2 separate regions of the Homo sapiens genome follow, and region 2 is linked to region 1. A link is an interaction called in ENCODE POLR2A ChIA-PET data of the cell type or tissue named here. Cell type or tissue: HCT116. All regions are shown on one strand.

What was found. Peaks named below come from ENCODE experiments on the same cell type or tissue, not always from the same donor. Only the 100,000 strongest peaks of a DNase experiment are listed, where the experiment ranks them.
Region 2: POLR2A ChIA-PET joins it to region 1 with 8 read pairs; 7 of 35 experiments call an interaction of 5 or more read pairs at or near these places.

Annotation. Positions count from the first base shown.
Region 1 is chr19:4,870,400-4,875,399 of GRCh38, forward strand. No RefSeq gene overlaps it. Among named protein-coding and RNA genes, the nearest start is that of PLIN3, 5.2 kb to the left of the region's middle. RefSeq lists a cis regulatory region at 1-168 and a silencer at 1-13. In HCT116, a CTCF peak has its summit at 2,373 (motif pointing right); a DNase peak (open chromatin) is centred at 2,372; H3K4me3 peaks cover 1,103 bases; H3K27ac peaks cover 2,688 bases.
Region 2 is chr19:4,938,444-4,943,443 of GRCh38, forward strand. UHRF1 (ubiquitin like with PHD and ring finger domains 1) reads left to right here. Exons shown (of 17, transcript NM_001048201.3): 6 at 3,085-3,185; 7 at 3,302-3,488. Among named protein-coding and RNA genes, the nearest start is that of MIR4747, 8.3 kb to the left of the region's middle. In HCT116, a CTCF peak has its summit at 2,996; no DNase peak of the experiment used is centred here.

The DNA.
Region 1 (5,000 bases):
TGAGTAACAAAATAGCTCTGGTCTAGGGGATGAGCCCTGGTGATTTTGCCCCACACCGTTTTTTGTTGTTTTTTTTTTTTGAGACAGAGTCATCTCCCAGGCTTTTGGTTCTTCTTGATGGCAACATCTGCCCAGGAGTCCCCGCCTGGCCTCCCACAGCCCTAGGGTGAGAGGTAAGAAATAGCTACTGTTGGCTGGGCGCAGTGGCTCACGCCTATAATCCCAGCACTTTGGGAGGCCGAGGTGGGCGGATCACCTGAGGTCGGGAGTTTGAGACCAGCCTGACCAACATGGAGAAACCCCGTCCCTACTAAAAATACAAAATTAGCCAGGTGCGGTGGCGCATGCCTGTAATCCCAGCTAGTCAGGAGGCTGAGGCAGGAGAATCACTTGAACCTGGGAGGCAGATGTTGCAGTGAGCCAGATTGTGCCATTGCACTCCAGCCTGGGCAACAAGAGTGAAACTCTGTTTCAAAAAAAAAAAAAAAGAAAAGAAAAGAAAAAAAGAAATAGCTACTGTTGGCCGGTGGCTCACACCGGTAATCCCAGCACTTTGGGAAGCCAAGGCGGACAGATCACTTGAGCTCAGGAGTTCAAGACCAGCCTGGCCAATATGGCAAAATCCTGTCTCTACCAAAAATACAAAATTAACCGGGTATGGTGACGCATGCCTGTAATCCCAGCTTCTCCACAGGCTGAGGTGGAAGGATCGCTTGAGACTGGAGGGGTGGAGGTTGCAGTGAGCCAAGATTGCACCACTGCACTGCAGCCTGGGTAGCAGAGCAAGACCCTGTCTCAAAACCAAAAATGAGATAGCTGCTGTTTTCTGGGCTATTTCATTACATTATTCAGCAGCCTGATTCCCATTTTCTTTTATTATTTATTTATTTATTTATTTTCGAGATGGAGTTCTGCTCTGTCGCCCAGGCTAGAGTGTAGCCGTACGATCTCGGCTCACTGCAACCTCTGCCTCCCGGTTTCCAGCAATTCTCTGCCTCAGCCTCCCAAGTAGCTGGGATTACAGGAGCCCACCACCACGCCTGGCTAATTTTTTGAATTTTTAGTAGAGATGGGGTTTCACCATGTTGGCCAGGCTGATCTTGAACTCCTGACCTCGAGATCCACCCGCCTCTGCCTCCCAAAGTGTTGGGATTACAGGCGTGAGCCACAGCACGTGGCGCTATTTATTTATTTACTTCTTCTTATTATTATTATTTGAGTCGGAGTCTTGCTCTGTCACCCAGGCTGGAGTGCAGTGGCGCGATCTCAGCTTACTGAAAGCTCCGCCTCCCGGGTTCACGCCATTCTCCTGCCTCAGCCTCCCGAGTAGCTGGGACTACAGGCGCGTGCCACCACACCCAGCTAATTTTTGTATTTTTAGTAGAGATGAGGTTTCTCCATGTTGACCAGGCTGCTCTCAAACTCCTGACCTAAAGTGATCCGCCCACCTCAGCCTGCCAAGGTAAACCAACTGTGATTTCTGTTTTCTGGATCAGGAAACTAAGGATCAGAGAGGCAGAGTAACTTGCCCCAGGTCACACAGCCAGAAATTGCCAGCCCCAGGGTTTGAACCTTGAGTTATGTGTCTTTAAGGTCTTTGGTTTCTGTTTGTTTTGGGGTTTTTTTGTTTTGTTTTGTTTTTGAGAGAGTCTCACTTCGTCTGGAAGTGAGGCTGGAGTGCAGCGGTGGGATCTCAGCTCACTGCAACCTCCGCTTTCCAGGTTCAAGCAATTCTCCTGCCTCAGCCTCCTGAGTAGCTGGGATTACAGGTATGCGCCACCACACCCGGCTAATTTTTGTATTTTTAGTACAGACAGGGTTTTGCCATGTGGGCCAGGCTGGTCTCGAACTCCTGACCTCAGGTGATCCACCCACCTCTGCCTCCCAAAGTGCTGGGATTACAGGCATGAGCCACTGCGCCCAGCAGGTCTTTGTTTTTGACATTTTCTACTCTTTCTCTTCTTTCCTTCCCTCTGCATCCCCTCCCAATTCTAGGACTCCTAATTCTTTCTTTTTTTTTTTTTTTTTTTTTTTTTTTTTTTTTGAGACGGAGTCTCGCTCTGTCACCCAGACTGGAGTGCGGTGGCTGGATCTCTGCTCACTGCAAGCTCTGCCTCCCGGGTTCACACCATTCTCCTGCCTTAGGCTCCCAAGTAGCTGGGACTACAGGCGCCCGCCACCAAGCCCGGCTAATTTTTTGTATTTTTAGTAGAGACAGGGTTTCACCATGTTAACCAGGATGGTCTCAATTTCCTGACCTCCTGATCCACCCGCCTTGGCCCCTCAAAGTGCTCGGATTACAGGTGTGAGCCACCGCGCCCAGCCAGGACGCCTAGTTCTTTCTCACTGAGAAGAGGGGAACGGCGGTGAGCATGCTGCCACAAGGTGGCACTGCTGGTCCCAGATGGGTCCCTGCCTGGCACAGGTGTTCCCTGTCTCTCCTCTGACCCTTCCTTCCCTCCATCCATCCATCCGTTTTTAAGCATGTCCTATTGAGTGTGAGCCAGGCCAGCGATTCACTGGATATGCAGTCATTCAACAAACAATAATTAAGCACCTGCTGTGTGCCAAGCCTGTGCTGGGCAGCCCTGGAGACAGACACAGGATGGCAGGATTGCATTAAGACTTCTGGGGCCAGCTATGGTGGCTCACACCTGTAATCCCAGCACTTTGGGAGGCCGAGGATGGTGGATCACCTGAGGTCAGGAGTTTAAGAACAGCCTGGCCAACGGACAGAAACCCTGTCTCTATTAAAAATACAAAATTAGCCAGGCATGGTGGCGCATGCCTGTAATCCCAGCTAGTTGGGAGGCTGAGGCAGGAGAATCGCTTGAACCCGGGATGGTGAGGTGAGAATTGCTTGAATCCTCTCTGAGCCATCCCTGTCCTCCCCTCCTCCCTCCCTCTCGCTCACTCTTTGCACTCCAGCCTGAGCGACAAAAACGAAACTCTGTCTCAAAAAAAAAAAAAAAGACTTTTGCGGCCAGGCACGGTGGCTCAGCTCTTTGGGAGGTTGAGGCCAGAGGATCACTGGAGGCCAGGAGTTCGAGACCAGCCAGGCCACATAGCAAGACCCCGTCTCTGCACAAACTTAAAAAATGTAGCCAGGCATGATGGTGCCTGCCTGGGGCATCGGCTACTTCGAAGGTTGAGGAGGGAGGATTGCTTGAGCCCAAGAGTTCTAGTCTGCAGTGAGCTGTGATAGCACCACTGCACTCCAGTCTGGGCGACAGAGCAAGACCCTGACTCAAAACAAAAAACAAACAAACAAAGGCTTTTGGGGCTGGGCACAGTGGCTCATGCCTATAATTCCCAGAAGATTGGGAGTCTGAGGCAGAAGAATTACTTGAAGCCAGGAGGTTCTGTTTTGTTTTGTTTTCTTTTCTTTTGAGATGGAGTGTGACCAGGTGGATAAAATAGAGGGTTATCAGGGCTGTGATAGGGTGCACAAGTGTGATGGAGCCTGGGGTAGGTGCTGGACCTAGGTGGGTGAGAGTAGTTCTGGAGGACTTTCAGGATGAGGTGATGTCTAAGCTGAGCCCTGAGAAGTGAACAGCGATCAGGCAGGTAAAGGCACCAAAAAGCTGTTTCAGGCCAAGGGAACAGAGAGTGCTAAGACACAGAATAAGACTGGAGCGTAGAATGTGGTGGGGGTGGCATCAGGGGAAAAAAGATGAAGCTGGACAGAGTGGCCAGGGTCAGGCTGCCAGATCTAAGGGCACTGGGGAGCCACAGTAGGTTCCAGAGCAGGAGCAGCAAGGGCAAGTTGGAACATTTGAAAGATCTCTTGGGCCACCCTGTGGATAATGATTCAAAGGGAATAAGACTGGAGGATGAGGAATGGGAGGAGGAAAGGAACCAAATGCTTCAGGTAACTCTGGAAGAAAAAGTAGGACATACGTGGTGGCAAGGCCAGATATGGTGGCTCACGCCTGCAATCCCAGCACTTTGAGAGGCGGAGGTGGGAGGATCGCTTGAGCCCAGGAGTTCGAGACCAACCTGGGCAACATAGTGAGACCCTGTCTCTGTTTTGTTTGTTCGTTTTAGAGAAAGAAAATAAAAAGAAAGGTGGTATTGGAGAGGGAACAGTACAGAAGGACGTTCCAGTCACAGTAGCATTCATTCATTCATTCGGGGAATATTTATTTTTATTTTTATTTATTTATTTTTTTGAGACGGAGTCTCACTCTGTCACCCATGCTGGAGTTGGAGTGCAGTGGTGCGATCTCGGCTCACTGCAAGCTCCGCCTCCTGGGTTCACGCCATTCTCCTGCCTCAGCCTCCAGAGTAGCTGGGACTACAGGCGCCCACCACCATGCCCAGCTAATTTTTTTTTTTTTTTTTTAATAGAGACGGGGTTTCACCGTGTTAGCCAGGATGGTCTCAATCTCCTGACCTCATGATCCGCCCGCCTTGGCCTCCCAAAGTGCTGGGATTACAGGCATGATCCACCACGCCTGGCCTATTTTTATTATTATTATTATTTATTACTTTTTTTTTTGAGATGGAGTCTCGCTCTGTCGCCCAAGCTGGAGTGCAGTGGCGCGATCTCAGCTCACTGCAACCTCCGCCTCCCGGGTTCAAGGGATTCTCCTGCCTCAGCCTCCTGAGTAGCCGGGATTACAGGCACGTGCCACCACACCCAGCCAATTTTTTGTATTTTTAGTAGAGACGGGGTTTCACCGTGTTAGCCAGGATGGTCTCAATCTCCTGACCTCATGATCCGCCCACCTCGGCCTCCCAAAGTGCTGGGATTACAGGCATGAGCCACTATAAATAAAAAGAGACTTATTATTGTTATTTTTTAAGACGAAGTCTAGCTCTGTCACCCAGGCTGGAGTACAATGGCACGATCTTGGGTCACTGTAGCCCCCGCCTCCTGGGTTCAAGGGATTCTCCTGCCTCGGCCTGCTGAGCAGCTGGCGTTACAGGTGCATGTGACCATGCCCGGCTAATTTTTATATTTTAAATTTTTTTTAAGTTTTGTTTATTTATTTATT
Region 2 (5,000 bases), 68 kb after region 1:
CTTTACCAATTTTATTTTTGAGGATCTTAGACCTTTCCCTCCCTTCTCATTTATTTGTACAGCAAGAATAAGACAGTTTTTTTTTGTTTGTTTGTTTGTTTTGAGACAAGGTCTCACTCTGTCACCCATGCTGGAGTGCAGTGGCGTGATCTCAGCTCACTGCAACCCCCAGATCCTGGCTTCAAGCGATCCTGACCTCAGGTGATCCACTCGTCTCGGCCTCTCAAAGTGCTGGGACTACAGGCATGAGCCACTGCACCTGGCATAAGAGTTTTGTTTTGGTCAGGTTTTTTTTTTTTTTTTTTTTTTTTTTTTTTTGAGATAAGGTCTTGCTCTGTTGCCCAGGCTGGAGTGCAATGGCAAGCTCTCAGTTCACTGTAGCCCCAACCTCCTGGGCTCAAGCAATCCTCCAACCTCAGCCTCCCACGTAGCTGGGACCATAGGCGTGCACCACCATGCCTGACTAATTTTTTTTTTTGTTTTTTGATGAGACAAAGTCTCGCTCTGTCACCCATGGTGGAGTGCAGTGGCACGATCTTGGTTCCCTGCAACCTCCACCTCCCGGGTTCAAGCGATTCTCCTGCTTTAGCCTCCCGAGTAGCTGGGATTACAGGCGTGCTCCACTGCACCTGGCTCATTTTTTTTTGTATTTTCAGTAGAGACAGGGTTTCACCATGTTGGCCAGGCTGGTCTTGAACTCCTGACCTTAGATAATCCACCCGCCTCAGCCTCCCAAAGTGCTAGGATTACAGGCATGAGCCACTGCACCCGGCCATTTTTTTTTTTTTTTTTTTTTTAATTTTCGGTAGCAATGGGGGTCTGGCTAGATTGGTCTCGAACTTTTGAGTTCAAGTGATACTCCTGCCTCAGCCTCCCAAAAGGTGCTGGGATTATAGGTATGAGCCACTATACCCAGTCTTAGAATATGTTTTTCTTTCTTTTTTTTTGAGACGGAGTCTTGCTGTTTGCTGTCTCACCTAGGCTAGAGTGCAGTGGTGCAATCATAGCTCACTGCAGCCTTGAACTCCTGGGCTGAAGCAATTCTCCTGCCTTAGCCTCCTTTTCCTTAACACTTAATTTGTTGAGGAATCCTGGTCATTTGTCCCAGGAGTTCCAAATGGCTCTATCCAGACTGTAGAGATGACCAGGAGATGTCACTTGCTGTGTGCGTCTGTGCTACCTGTGAGCTGGTAGGTCAGTGTGTTCCCACACTGTCCCATAGCCAAGAGCCACCTGTGCTGTGCTTGAAATGTGGCCAGGAGGAACTGGAATGTACTGTGAGTGTAAAATACACATGGGTGCCAGGCGCAGTGGCTCATGCCTGTAATCCCAGTACTTTGGGGGGCCGAGGTGGGCGGATCACAAGGTCAGGAGATCGAGACCATCCTGGCAAACACGGTGAAACCCCGTCTCTACTAAAAATACAAAAAATTAGCCAGGCGTGGTGGCGGGTGCCTATAGTGCCAGCTACTCAGGAGGCTGAGGCAGGAGAGTGGCGTGAACCCGGGAGGTGGAGCTTGCAGTGAGCCGAGATCGTGCCACTGCACTCCAGCCTGGGCGACAGAGCGAGACTGTCTCAAAAAAAAAAAAAAAAACACATGGGCTTTCAGAGACCTGGTACAAAAGAAGAATGTAAAGTAGCTCATTAATAACTTTTTCATATTCATTCCATGTTGAAATAATCTTTTGTCTACACTGGGTTCTATGGAACATATTCCAATTACTTCCACCTATGTTTACCTCTCAAACGTGCTTATTAGGAAATTTAGAATTACATACACAGCGTGTGTTCAAGTGCTGTTTCCCTCGGACGTTGCTGATGGGGATGTCGGATTATTGATCTCGGGGGATCAGTTTCACTCACAGGAGTTCTTGTATTTTGATGTAGGCCATTGGATCAAGCGTTGCCTTTATGATTTTTTTTTTTTTTTTTTTTTTTTGAGATGGAGTCTTGCTCTGTCGCCCATGCTGGAGTGCAGTGGCGTGATCATCTCAGCTCCACAACCTCCATTTCCCAGGTTCAAGCGATTCTCCTGCCTCAGCCTCCCGAGTAGCTGGGATTACAGGCACGGGCCACCATGCCCAGCTAATTCTTGTATTCTTAGTAGAGACGGGGTTTCACTATGTTGGCCATGCTAGTCTCGAAGTCCTGACCCTCGTGATCCACCCACCTTGGCCTCCCAAAGTGCTGGAATTACAGATGTGAGCCACGGTGCCCAACTTGATTTATTTATATATTTTTTTGATGAGATGGAGTCTCACTCTGTCGCCCAGGCTGGAGTGCAGTGGCACGATCTTGGCTCACTTCAGCGTCTGCCTCCTGGGTTCAAGCAATTCTCCTGCCTCAGCCTCCTGGGTAGCTGGGATTACAGGTGCGCGCTACCATGCCCAGCTAATTTTTGCATTTTTAGTAGAGACAGGGTTTTACCATGTTGGCCAGGCTGGTCTCGAACTCCTGACCTCAGATGATCGGCCTGCCTCGGTCTCCCAAAGTGTTGGAATTACAGGTCTGAGCTACCATGCCCGGCCAACCTTTATGAGTCTTGCTTGTCGGTTCTTGTGGATTTGGTGCTCCTTAGCCAAAGGTTCAAACTCATTCTTCCCAGGGCATCCTGCAATGAAACTCTGGTTTCTGTGTTTTGTTTTTTTTTTTTTTTTTTTTTTTGAGACTGAGTCTTGCCCTGTCGCCCAGGCTGGAGTGCAGTGGCGCGATCTTGGCTCACTGCAACCTCTGCCTCCCGGGTTCAAGTGATTCTTCTGCCTCAGCCTCCCGAGTAGCTGGGATTACATGCGCGCTTCTCCAAGCTCAGCTAATTTTTGTATTTTCAGTGGAGGCGGGGGTTCACCATGTTGGCCAGGCTGGTCTCGAACTCCTGACCTCGGCCTCCCAGTGTTGGTATTACAGGCGTGAGCCACTGCGCCCTGTTCCGTTTCATGTTGCTTCTGTGAGTGCAGCTTTGATTGCTAGGGGGCGTAGCTGAGCTGTTGCCCCAGGCATCCCGAGAACCCGTGGTGTTCAAGTGCTGTGAGTAGATTTAGGGGCCTCGGCAGGCCAGAATGTTCCAGCGTCCTCGTTCCTTGCAGGGATGATTCTCTGAACGACTGTCGGATCATCTTCGTGGACGAAGTCTTCAAGATTGAGCGGCCGGGTGAAGGGAGCCCCATGGTTGACAACCCCATGAGACGTGAGTTCTGAGCCAGCCTTTCCCCATCTTCCGCGGTGGGCACGGGGCGGGGGCTCTTGTCCCGTCTCTGGCTTGGCCGGGCCCCGCCGGAGCTGACCCTGCCGCCCCGTGCCCAGGGAAGAGCGGGCCGTCCTGCAAGCACTGCAAGGACGACGTGAACAGACTCTGCCGGGTCTGCGCCTGCCACCTGTGCGGGGGCCGGCAGGACCCCGACAAGCAGCTCATGTGCGATGAGTGCGACATGGCCTTCCACATCTACTGCCTGGACCCGCCCCTCAGCAGTGTTCCCAGCGAGGACGAGTGGTGAGTGCGGCCCTGCCCGCCGCGGGGAGACCAGAGCGCCCCCTACAAATCCCCAGAGGGGCACTGAGGAGATACAGGAGAGGGGCAGGCGCGGGGGCTCACGCCTGCAATCCCAGTGCTTTGGGAGGCCGAGGCGGGAGGATCACTTGAGCTCAGGAGTTCAAGAGCAGCCTGGGCAACACAAGACCAGCCTGGGGGACGTAGAGACTCTGTTTCTTTTTTTGTTTGTTTTTTTGAGACGGAGTCTTTTTTCTTTTCTTTTTCTTTTCTTTTTTTTTTGCGGCGGAGTCTCGCTGTCTCCCAGGCTGGAGTGCAGTGGCGCGATCTCAGCTCACTGCAAGCTCCGCCTCTCGGGTTCACGCCATTCTCCTGCCTCAGCCTCCCGAGTAGCTGGGACTACAGGCGCCCGCCTCCACGCCTGGCTAATTTTTTGTATTTTTAGTAGAGATGGGGTTTCACCTTGTTAGCCAGGATGTTCTTGATCCCCTGACCTCGTGATCCGTCCGTTTCGGCCTCCCAAAGTGCTGGGATTATAGGCGTGAGCCACCTCGCCCAGCCTTGAGACGGAGTCTAATGGCACGATCTTGGCTCACTGCAACCTCTGCCTCCCGGGTTCAAGCAATTCTCGTGCCTCAGCCTCCCGAGTAGCTGGGATTACAGGTGCCTGCCACCACATCCGGCTAATTTTTGTATTTTTAGTAGAGACGGGGTTTCACCATCTTGGCCAGGCTGGTCTCTTAACTCCTGACCTTAAGTGATCTGCCTGCCTCAGCCTTCCAAAGTGCTGGGATTACAGGTGTGAGCCACCATGCCTGGCCTGGAGACCCCATTTCTACAAAAAATGTAAGAAAATTAGCTGGGCGTGGTGGTGCTCGCCTGTGGTCCCAGCCACTTGGGAGGCCGAGGTAAGAGGATCGGATCGCTGGAGCCCAGGAGGTCGAGGGTGCAGTGAACTGTGATCGCGCCACTGTACTCCAGCCTGGGTGATGGAAGTGAGACCCTATTTCTTTAGAAAAGTAAAAATGAGGTCAGGTGCAGTGGCTCATGCCTGTAATCCCAGGACTTTGGGAGGCTAAGGTGGGTGGATCACGAGGTCAGGAAATTGAGGCCAGCCTGGCCAAGATGGTGAAACCCCGTCTCTACTAAAAATACAAAAAAGTTAGCCAGGCGTGGTGCCACGCGCCTGTAATCCCAGCTACTCGGGAGGCTGAGGTAGGAGAATCGCTTGAACCTGGGAGGCGGAGGTTGCCGTGAACTGAGATCGCGCCACTGCACTCAAGCCTGGCGACAGAGTGAGACTAAGTCTCAAAAACAAAAAAAAAGGGGGGGTGGTGAGGAAATCTTCCCATGTTGCTTGAGTGGGTGAGACCTGCGGCCAGCCAGGGAACAGAGTGCAGGGGGCTTCACAGCTTCTGTGAGAGGAGGTTTCGTAGCCACTGTGTTCCTGGCGCACATAATGACAATTGCGGATGTGGATGGGGAGGTTGTGATGTGCTAGGCTCGGGTCTGAGG